Regions from separate parts of the Homo sapiens genome. Here region 2 is linked to region 1. A link is a contact called in ENCODE Hi-C or POLR2A ChIA-PET data. All regions are on one chromosome and are shown on one strand. Each heading gives the region's core, a stretch centred on a gene start or an enhancer-like site at or near the end of the contact. The rest is flanking DNA. Distances are from core to core; before and after follow the strand shown. Region 1 overlaps LSM4 (LSM4 homolog, U6 small nuclear RNA and mRNA degradation associated). Region 2 holds the start of MAST3 (microtubule associated serine/threonine kinase 3).

Region 1 (4,113 bases), core at 836-3,335:
AGACCAGCATCTGGACAGTGGGGGCTCTTGAGAGTCCCCGGCGCCCCCCACACCAGGTTGTCCTATAACCCTCTCCCCTCTGTGGAGACGTTAATGCCAAGGGGTGTGTGGGGAGGGAAGTCCCAGGCAGGGGCCACGCATGGTCCCCATCACCCCCTCCTGGGTGGCCTGGACTCCATCATCTATCCTCATCTGTCCACACTGGCGTTCACACAGAGAAGACAGGACAGGAATCCCCTCGGAAGATGCTCATGGAAGATTCTCACGAGGCTCCTGCCCCCTTTCTGAGCCAGGCCGGGTTTGCCACTCCTCGGGCGCGCACCTGAGACACTGAGTCAGCGCTTTCGAGAAAGGCTCCGGGTAGCATCTGTGGACCGTGAAGAAACCAGAGGGAAGCCCTGAGCCAGGCAGCGGCCCGTCCCCCTGCATAGCCTTCTCTTCAGGGTCCTCGTTCGGAGACCTATTTTGAGAGGTGATTGGAATAAAAGGTCCCGTCCGTGAGGAACTCTTTTTCTTGAGTCTTCAGAGTTACTTGCCATCGTATAGATTTTGCATTTACAATGTCCTCGCCTGGGATGTTCTCCTTGTGTGTGGGGTGGGGGACAGGGATGGATATCTGCAGTCGCCTGAATCCTCTCCGCCACAGCGGCACTTGATTGATGGTTAGAGATGGGGCATGTGGGGTCCAGGATGTGGCCTGCCCTGAACCTCACAAACCCGCCCCCTCAACACAGGCAGGGGCAGCAGTTGGGGGCCCGGGCCTGGAAGCCTTGGGATGCACCGGCCCACGGCACCCACCTGCCTGTTGGACAAGAGCATTTTTTTTTTTTTTTTGAGACGGAGTCTCGCTCTGTTGCCCAGGCTGGAGTGCAGTGGCACAATCTTGGCTCACTGCAACCTCTGCCTCGTGTGTTCAAGCGATTCTCTTGCCTTAGCCTCCTGAGTAGCTGGGATTACAGGTGTGCACCAACACAGACGGCTAATTTTTGTATTTTTAGTACAGACACAGTTCCACCATGTTGGCGAGGCTGGTCTTGAACTCCTGATCTCAAGTGATCCTCCCGCCTTGGCCTCCCAAAGTGCTGGGATTACAGGCATGAGCCACTGCGCCTGGTCGACAGGAGCATCTCTTGGCACACCCCATGCCCCTACAGTGTGGGCCGTGCAGGGGGCTGGGCTCACAGGGCGAGGTGGGTGGGGCAATGTTTAGAGGAGGAGGGAAGGAAGGGTGGGGAGCAGGGAGGCCCCATTTGCAGCTCCTGCCCCATGTCCTAGACTCACCGGCCCTTAGAGGCCTCTGGGGCTCTCCAAGGGGCCTGGGCTCCTTCCTCCCAGGGGTTGTGTGTGTCACGAGGCGTGGATCAAATCCAGGAGCTCTGGGGTCAGGCATCCTGGGAAGTTGGGATGGGAAAGCCCTCGAAGGCCCCTTCCCCTTCCTGATCTCCGTTTGGTTTTTTCTCCCTGACCAGGCTCTGAACTCAGAATGTGTTCCAACACCCCCTAGGTGCCTTCTCACCATTCAGGGTCCCAGGTGCTGGGGCTAATCCCCGGGCTCTTTTGCCTGCGTAATTGTGGCTTCTTGCCGGCGCAGCCAGACGCAGAGCCGGCTCTGACCTTTCCAGCCCGGCAGCTGCGGGCTCCTGGCCCGTGACTTGAGCCGCAGAGTCCCCTCGTCTGCCTCTGCCAACTTGGCCTTGTGGGCTAGAGTGGCCCCTGCTTAGGGGCAGCCAACTTCCAGAAGCTTCCGGCCCCCCTCCCTCGAGCTGGGTGTCGGACCAGCTCTGTGTTTCATTCTTCCTGGTTGGTTTCACAAAGCCTCATCCTCAGCCCCCTCAACAAGAAAAGAAACCAAAAGCACCAGTCTAGTTCCTAAATCCAAGGCTTCCAGGTCTTTCTGTCCCTCCGATGGTCTGTGCCCTCCTCACCCAACTGGGGCTGCCTTTATCGTAGATGGTCCCCACCCGCCCCCAGACCTTCTCGCCTGGAGTTTGCTTTCTGTTAGGGAGGCCCACGCCTGGCGCTGTGCTGTGACTCAGCCGGGGGCTGAGCTCTGCAGGGCCAGCCCACAGTCCCCCGCCAGAGTGCGACAGGCCCGGGTCGGCTGCTGACGCCACCTCATCCTGGAGCCAAACACCCGCTTCAGGGACAAAAGTGCAGAGGCTGGCCTTGGGCAGTGGCCCCCGAGAGGCAGCTGTGGGAAGCCATCCCTCTCTCCTCCTCCTCCTCCTCCTTCTCCTTCTCCTCCCCCATCCCCCTCCTCTCACTCCCCATCTTCCTCCCCATTCCCCTCCTCCTCCATCCTCCTCCACTCATCCCCCACTCCCATCCCCCATCCCCCTCCTCTCTCTCCTCCTCCTCTCCTCCTCTGGGCTTCACCTGCTGTTCCCAGCACTACTCTGACAGCCACCCCCAGATGGCCTGTGTCCCTGTCACCTCCCTCCCCACCTTCTTCTTTTGGAGCCCAGGGCCTGGCACGAGCCTGGCACTAGGGCCACTTGCCTTGTCCCAGGTGCTGGTGACACAGCCCCGGCAATCCTTCCCTTCCACAGGAGTGAGCCAGCCACAAGCATATGCATATCAAATGCATAAATGCTGTAAAAAGAAGAAACCAGGCCAGGCGCAGTGGCTCATGCCTGTAACCCCAGCACTTTGGGAGGCCGAAGTGGGCGGATCACCTGAGATAAGGAGTTCAAAACCTGGCCATCATGGTGAAACCCCATCTCTATTAAAAATACAAAAATTAGCCGGACGTGATGGCACAAACCTGTAATCCCAGCTACTCAGAAGGCTGAGGCAGGAGAATCGCTTGAACCTGGGAGGCGGAGGTTGCAGTGAGCTGAGATCGCGCCACTGCACTCCAGCCTGGGCGACAGATCGAGACTCTCAAAAAAAAGAAAAAGAAACCAGAAACAGGGCGGGCTCGTGAGGAGGTGAATGAAGAGGTGGTCAGGGAAGGTGAGAGAAGGACACTGAAGATTCAGGAAGGGCCTGAGAGACGAGGGAGCCAGCCACCTTGGGAAAGAACATTCTGGACCAGCAGGGGTCAGGAGGACAGTCCCGTGCAAAGGCCCTGTGCCCAGGGGACACAGGAGCAAACAGAAGGGCAGGAAATGGGGAGGATGTGGGCCCTGAGTGACATGAGAAGCAGCCACAGAGGGTTCTGGAACAGTCAGAAGCAGGGGTGGAAGCAGGAAGGGGGCAGTGCTGGGGCCTCAGGGCAGGGAGGAGGAGGCTGCCAGGGCCTAGGCTGACCAGCTGGCCTTGCCCAGGAAGTGCAGGACCCCGAGGTGGCACCTCCTTTCCACAGAGCAAGAGGAGGCCGGCTGGGTGCTGTGGCTCACAGCGGCAACTGTAATTCCAACACTTTGGGAGGTCGAGGCAGGCGGATCACCTGAGGCCAGGAGTTTGAGACCAGCCTGGCCAACGAGGTGAAACCTTATTTCTACTAAGAATACAAAAATTAGCCAGGTGTGGTGGCACGTGGTGCCTGTAATCCCAGCTACTCAGGAGGCTGAGGCAGGAGAATTGCTTAAACCCAGGAGGCAGAGGTTGCAGTGAGCCAAGATAGCGCCACTGCACTCCAGCCTGGGCGACAGAACGAGAGTCTGTCTCAAAAAAATGATACTACTAATAATAAATTAAAAATTTTTTAAAAATTTAAGAGGAGGTCCAGTCAAACCAAGTCTCGAGTGGACAAGAAGCTGCTGGCCACACAGAGAGAGCCGGAACAGGTGGAGGAACTGCAAGCACGGAGCCTCTGAACTTCTGTGGGGAAGGGGCAGAGGGGGTCAGGGCTCAGGCCAGAAGCCCCTACAGGGCCGGGCGCGGTGGCTCATGCCTGTAATCCCAGCACTTTGGGAAGGCAAGGCGGGTGGGCGCCTGTGGTCCCAGCTACTTGGGAGGCTGAGGCAGGAGAATGCCGCGAACCAGGGAGGCGGAGCTTGCAGTGATCGGAGATCACGCCACTGCACTCCAGCCTGGGCGACAGAGCAAGACTCCGTCTCAAAAGAAAAAATAAAATAAAATAAAATAAAAAAGAAGCCCCTACAGGAGCTGGGGTGGGCACTTGCAGGGATCTGTTCCTGACGCTTGGCATCAGCCACTTCTTTTTTT
Region 2 (3,900 bases), core at 171-2,670, 210 kb after region 1:
CCCATCACCTGCTGAGTTCGCAGTCCCGCAGCTACCGGTGCGGCTCCAGGTTGGAGACCCGCCGGCCCCATTCCTCTCACCCCCTCAACCCGCCCGGAGCTAACCTCAGTCCCCGACCCCCACCCCACCTGCTCAGTCCTCCCTAGGTTCCAGCTTCTGTCAACCTCTTTCATTTCCCTAAATACCGCCCCCCGCTGCAATGCCTCGCCACCCTTGGCTGCCTCCTCTACCCCAGGGCTCCCAGCAATGACTGGGTCAGGCGCCTCCTTCACTTGCTGTGAGTCCCTTATCACAACTGATCACTCCGTGGGGTCACCGCTGCTCTGGCGTCTACCTCCCCCAACAGGTTGGGGTTTCTAGGAGGGCAGCTCCAGAGGTTGCAGAACACTCCGCTGCCTCTCCAGAGCCAGGCACACAGCAGGCGCTCCATAAATGTTCGTTGGGTAAGTGCTGAATCCCAGGTTCCCTACCTGAAAACTTGGTGGCTTCTTAAGGGTGTGGTCTAAGTCCCAGAGGAAAATGGCCAAATCTTAATTCCTGTTTTTCTTTTCTTATAATGGGGACACTGAGGCCCAGAGAAGTCAAAGGGTGGCTGCCCGGGGTCATGTAGTCCCTGTGTGGCTTCAAACTTAGGCTTCTGCTGTCCCCGACGCCTGTGTCCCTACCTCCTGATGACACAGCCTCCTAAACATAAACTCAGTAAAAGGAGGACCCTATGGCTCATTGGAAAACTGAGGCCCAGAGAAGCAAGGGTGCCCTCCCCCCAGGTCACACTGCTGGTTGGCAGCGCCTTGTGCCGTAAGAGAGCTGGTTGAGGGCGCAGATCGAATCCCAGCTAGGCGACCTCTGGAGAGTGGCTTTCCGGGACTAGAGCCTCAGTTTCCTTATTCTGACAAATGGGCGCCTGACAGCCCCAACCTCCCCAGGTCGTCGTAGGGCTGAGCTGAGGGTGTACAGTGGTGCAGCGACGACCCAAGGAGGTATTAATACATATGAACTCATATTAATACATCGCTAGTAATAGGACTAAAACAACCATGAACATATGGTGAGCTCTCTGGCTGCTGTTGCTAGCATTATTATTAGAACAGCTGGTGGGGAGGGGCAGAGCCCTCAGCCTCTTCCTCCCACGCCATCGCTTGGAGCCTCAGTTTCCCTAGATGTCCAAGGGGGCACCTTCCCCCTTCCCACCATGAGAAAAAGCACTTTGAGAAGCGGGTGGTCAAAAAGAAGCGATCTGAGCGTTCCCCACCCTCTGCCTCAGTTTCCCTACAGCCCGTGAAGGCCCCGCCCCTCCCGGCACCTTTCAGGCCGCGTCCACTTGGCCGCGCCCTCTGCCTTCCGCCCGCCCGCGCAGGGGCCTCACCTGGAGCCCGCGGCGCCGCAGGAGGCTCGACTCGTCCATGGCCCGGGAGTCCGCGCCGCCAGGCCCGCCCCCGGCCCCGCCCCGGCCTGCCAGGCCCCGCCGCCAGGTGCCATTGGCCAGGCCGGTCAGCTGACACGGCCTGGCCCCGCCCCTCCCGGGGAGCCCGACCACAGGGCCCCGCCCCCACTGGGCGAGCTGGCCCCGCCCCTCCAGCAGAGCGCAGAAGTAAATATTTTGCATGAATCCTCTCAGAAGTAAGGCAGCATCGTTCAGCCCCATTTTGCAGATGAAGAAACTGAGGCTAAGATAGGTTAATCAATATGCCCAGCGCATTGGCCGGGCGCAGTGGCTCACGCCTGTATCCCAGCACTTTGGGAGGCCGAGGTGGGCAGATCACTTGAGGTCAGGAGTTCGAGATCACCCTGGCCAACATGGTGAAACCCTGTCTCTACTAAACAAAAAAAACCAAAACAAAACAAAAAAAAAATTACTTGGGGGTGGTGACGCGCGCCTGTAATCCCAGCTACTCAGAAGACTGAGGCAGGAGAATCGCTTGAATCCAAGAGGCGGAGGTTACAGTGAGCCGGGATAGCGCCGCTGCACTCCAGACTGGGCGACAGAGCGAGACTCTGTCTCAAAAACAAAAACAAAACAACAACAAAAAATGTGCCCAGTACACACAGCAGAACGGGTTCTAGGGTGAGGCGAGTGAGGATCTCACCCCTGTGCAAAATTTAAGGTGGCCCCACAAAACTCAGCCATCAAGAGAAATAATATTTTAAAAACATAAAATTAATGAAAACATTTATGATGAACAAAACATCAAAACTTTTATTTTTTATTTTATTTTTAGAGACGGGGATCTCACTATGTTGCCCAGGCTGGTCTTGAACTCCTGGCCTCAAAAGATCCTTCTGCCTAGGCCTCCCAAAGTGTTGGGATTACAGGTGTCAGCCACCGCATATGGCCAAAACACCAAAACTTTTTTTTTTTTTTTTTAATTTATGAGACGAGTCTCTCTGTTGCCCAGACTAGAATGCAGTGGCATGATCTCGGCAACCCCTGCCTCCTGGGTTCAAGCTATTCTCATGCCTCAGCCTCCCTAGTAGCTGGGACTACAGGTGCCCACCACCACACCAGGCTGATTTTTTGTATTTTTGGTAGAGATGAGGTCTCACCATGTTGGCCAGGCTTGTCTCGAACTCCTGGCCTCAGGTGATTCACCCACCTTAGCCTCCCAAAGTTCTGGGATTGCAGGCCAAAGAGTTTTGGTGTTTTGCCTGGCCAAAACACTAAAACTCTTAAGACATGATCAGACCCTTGTCCTTGCACCACTCAGCCTTGTTTGCCTCCCTTTAATCCTGGCCCTGGTGCCAATAAAACTTTACTTACAAAAGCAGGTAGCCGCTGCAGTTGTCAGTTTCTTTTTTGAGGATGATTGCCTTTTTGCCCTAAGTGTCTCATAAACACCATCTCTCACAGATATTTGAAGATAATTGTTCTACTCCATTTTGCAGGAGGGGAAACTGAGGCTGAGAAAAGCCCAAAGTCCCAAAATAGCACCCACATTTAAAAAAAAATTTTTTTTTTGAGACAGGGTCTCTCTCTGTCACCCAGGCTGGAGTGCAGTGGTGCAATCTTGTCTCATTGCAGCCTCTACCTCCCGGGCTCAAGCGATCTTCCTGCCTCAGCCCCCATACCCCAGCTCCCAGAGTAGGTGGGACCACAGGCACATGCCACCATGCCTGGCTAATTTTTTTGGGTTTTTTTTGTAGAGATGGAGTACCGCCATGTTTCCCGCGCTGGTCTCGAACTCCTGGCCTCAAGTGATGCTCCTGCATCAGCCTCCCAAAGCGCTGGGACTACAGGCATGAGCCACTGTGCCTGGCTTAGCACCTGCATTTTTTCTTTCCCTGGGACTCGCACTTTCTCTGCAGCCGCAGTTGTCTTCGGCTGCCCCACTGTACAGTGTGGACACTGGAGTATGCTTTCAGGCTCGAGGGGACCCTAGGAAGGGTCACTGGGCCTGACTGTCCATGAGGTACTGTAGAATTGCATCAAGTTATGGTGGCCAGATTGAGCAAATAAAAATACAGGATGCCAGGGAAAACTTGTTTTTCTCATACAATTTTAAAAATTGACATATAATTCACATACCATAAAATTCACGCTTTTAAAGTGTGCAATAAATTCAGTGTTTTAAGCATACTCACAGAGTTGTGTAACCATCACCACGATCTGATTCCAGGACATTTGTATCATCCCCAAAAGAAACCCTGTACCTATTAGCAGCCAGTCCTCATTCCCCCTCTCTCAGCCCCTGGCAACTACCAATCTGCTTCCTGTTCTATGAATTTTCCTGTGCTGGATATTTCATAAAAATGAAAACATAACATGTGGCCTTATGTGTCTGGCTTCGTTCAGCATCATGCTTTCAAGATGCACCCATGTTGTGGCAAATATCAGTACTTCATTCCGTTTCATGACCAAATAATATTCCATTGTATATATGTACATGTACATTTTGTTGATCC

Evidence for each region. Hi-C counts contacts between places; a loop is a spot of excess contacts on that map. ChIA-PET counts read pairs that join two places held with the same protein, here RNA polymerase II (POLR2A). Pooled maps may share reads with other maps.
Region 2: a pooled map shows a loop between it and region 1 (4-fold over the local background). The contact joins the promoter of MAST3 here to the enhancer-like site in region 1. A Hi-C loop is called at or near these places in 1 of 37 single-sample maps with no recorded cell type and 7 of 50 pooled maps. POLR2A ChIA-PET finds 5 or more read pairs at or near these places in 11 of 52 experiments (B cell, CD4-positive, alpha-beta T cell, CD8-positive, alpha-beta memory T cell and 8 more).

Annotation. Positions count from the first base shown.
Region 1 is chr19:18,302,628-18,306,740 of GRCh38, reverse strand. It overlaps LSM4 (LSM4 homolog, U6 small nuclear RNA and mRNA degradation associated), which reads left to right. Exons shown (of 5, transcript NM_012321.5): 5 at 1-505. Among named protein-coding and RNA genes, the nearest start is that of LSM4, 18 kb to the left of the region's middle. RefSeq lists enhancers at 1,267-1,772, 1,663-2,042. Within about 2 kb of position 2,085, at least 37 of the 41 ENCODE cell types and tissues checked have a DNase peak (open chromatin) inside an H3K27ac peak, as active enhancers do; they include B cell, CD4-positive, alpha-beta T cell and GM12878, where a contact is called at or near this core.
Region 2 is chr19:18,095,298-18,099,197 of GRCh38, reverse strand. MAST3 (microtubule associated serine/threonine kinase 3) reads right to left here and starts at 1,420. Exons shown (of 28, transcript NM_001393504.1): 1 at 1,367-1,420. The coding sequence starts at 1,405. It also overlaps a transcript of IL12RB1 not described here. RefSeq lists a silencer at 1,176-1,685.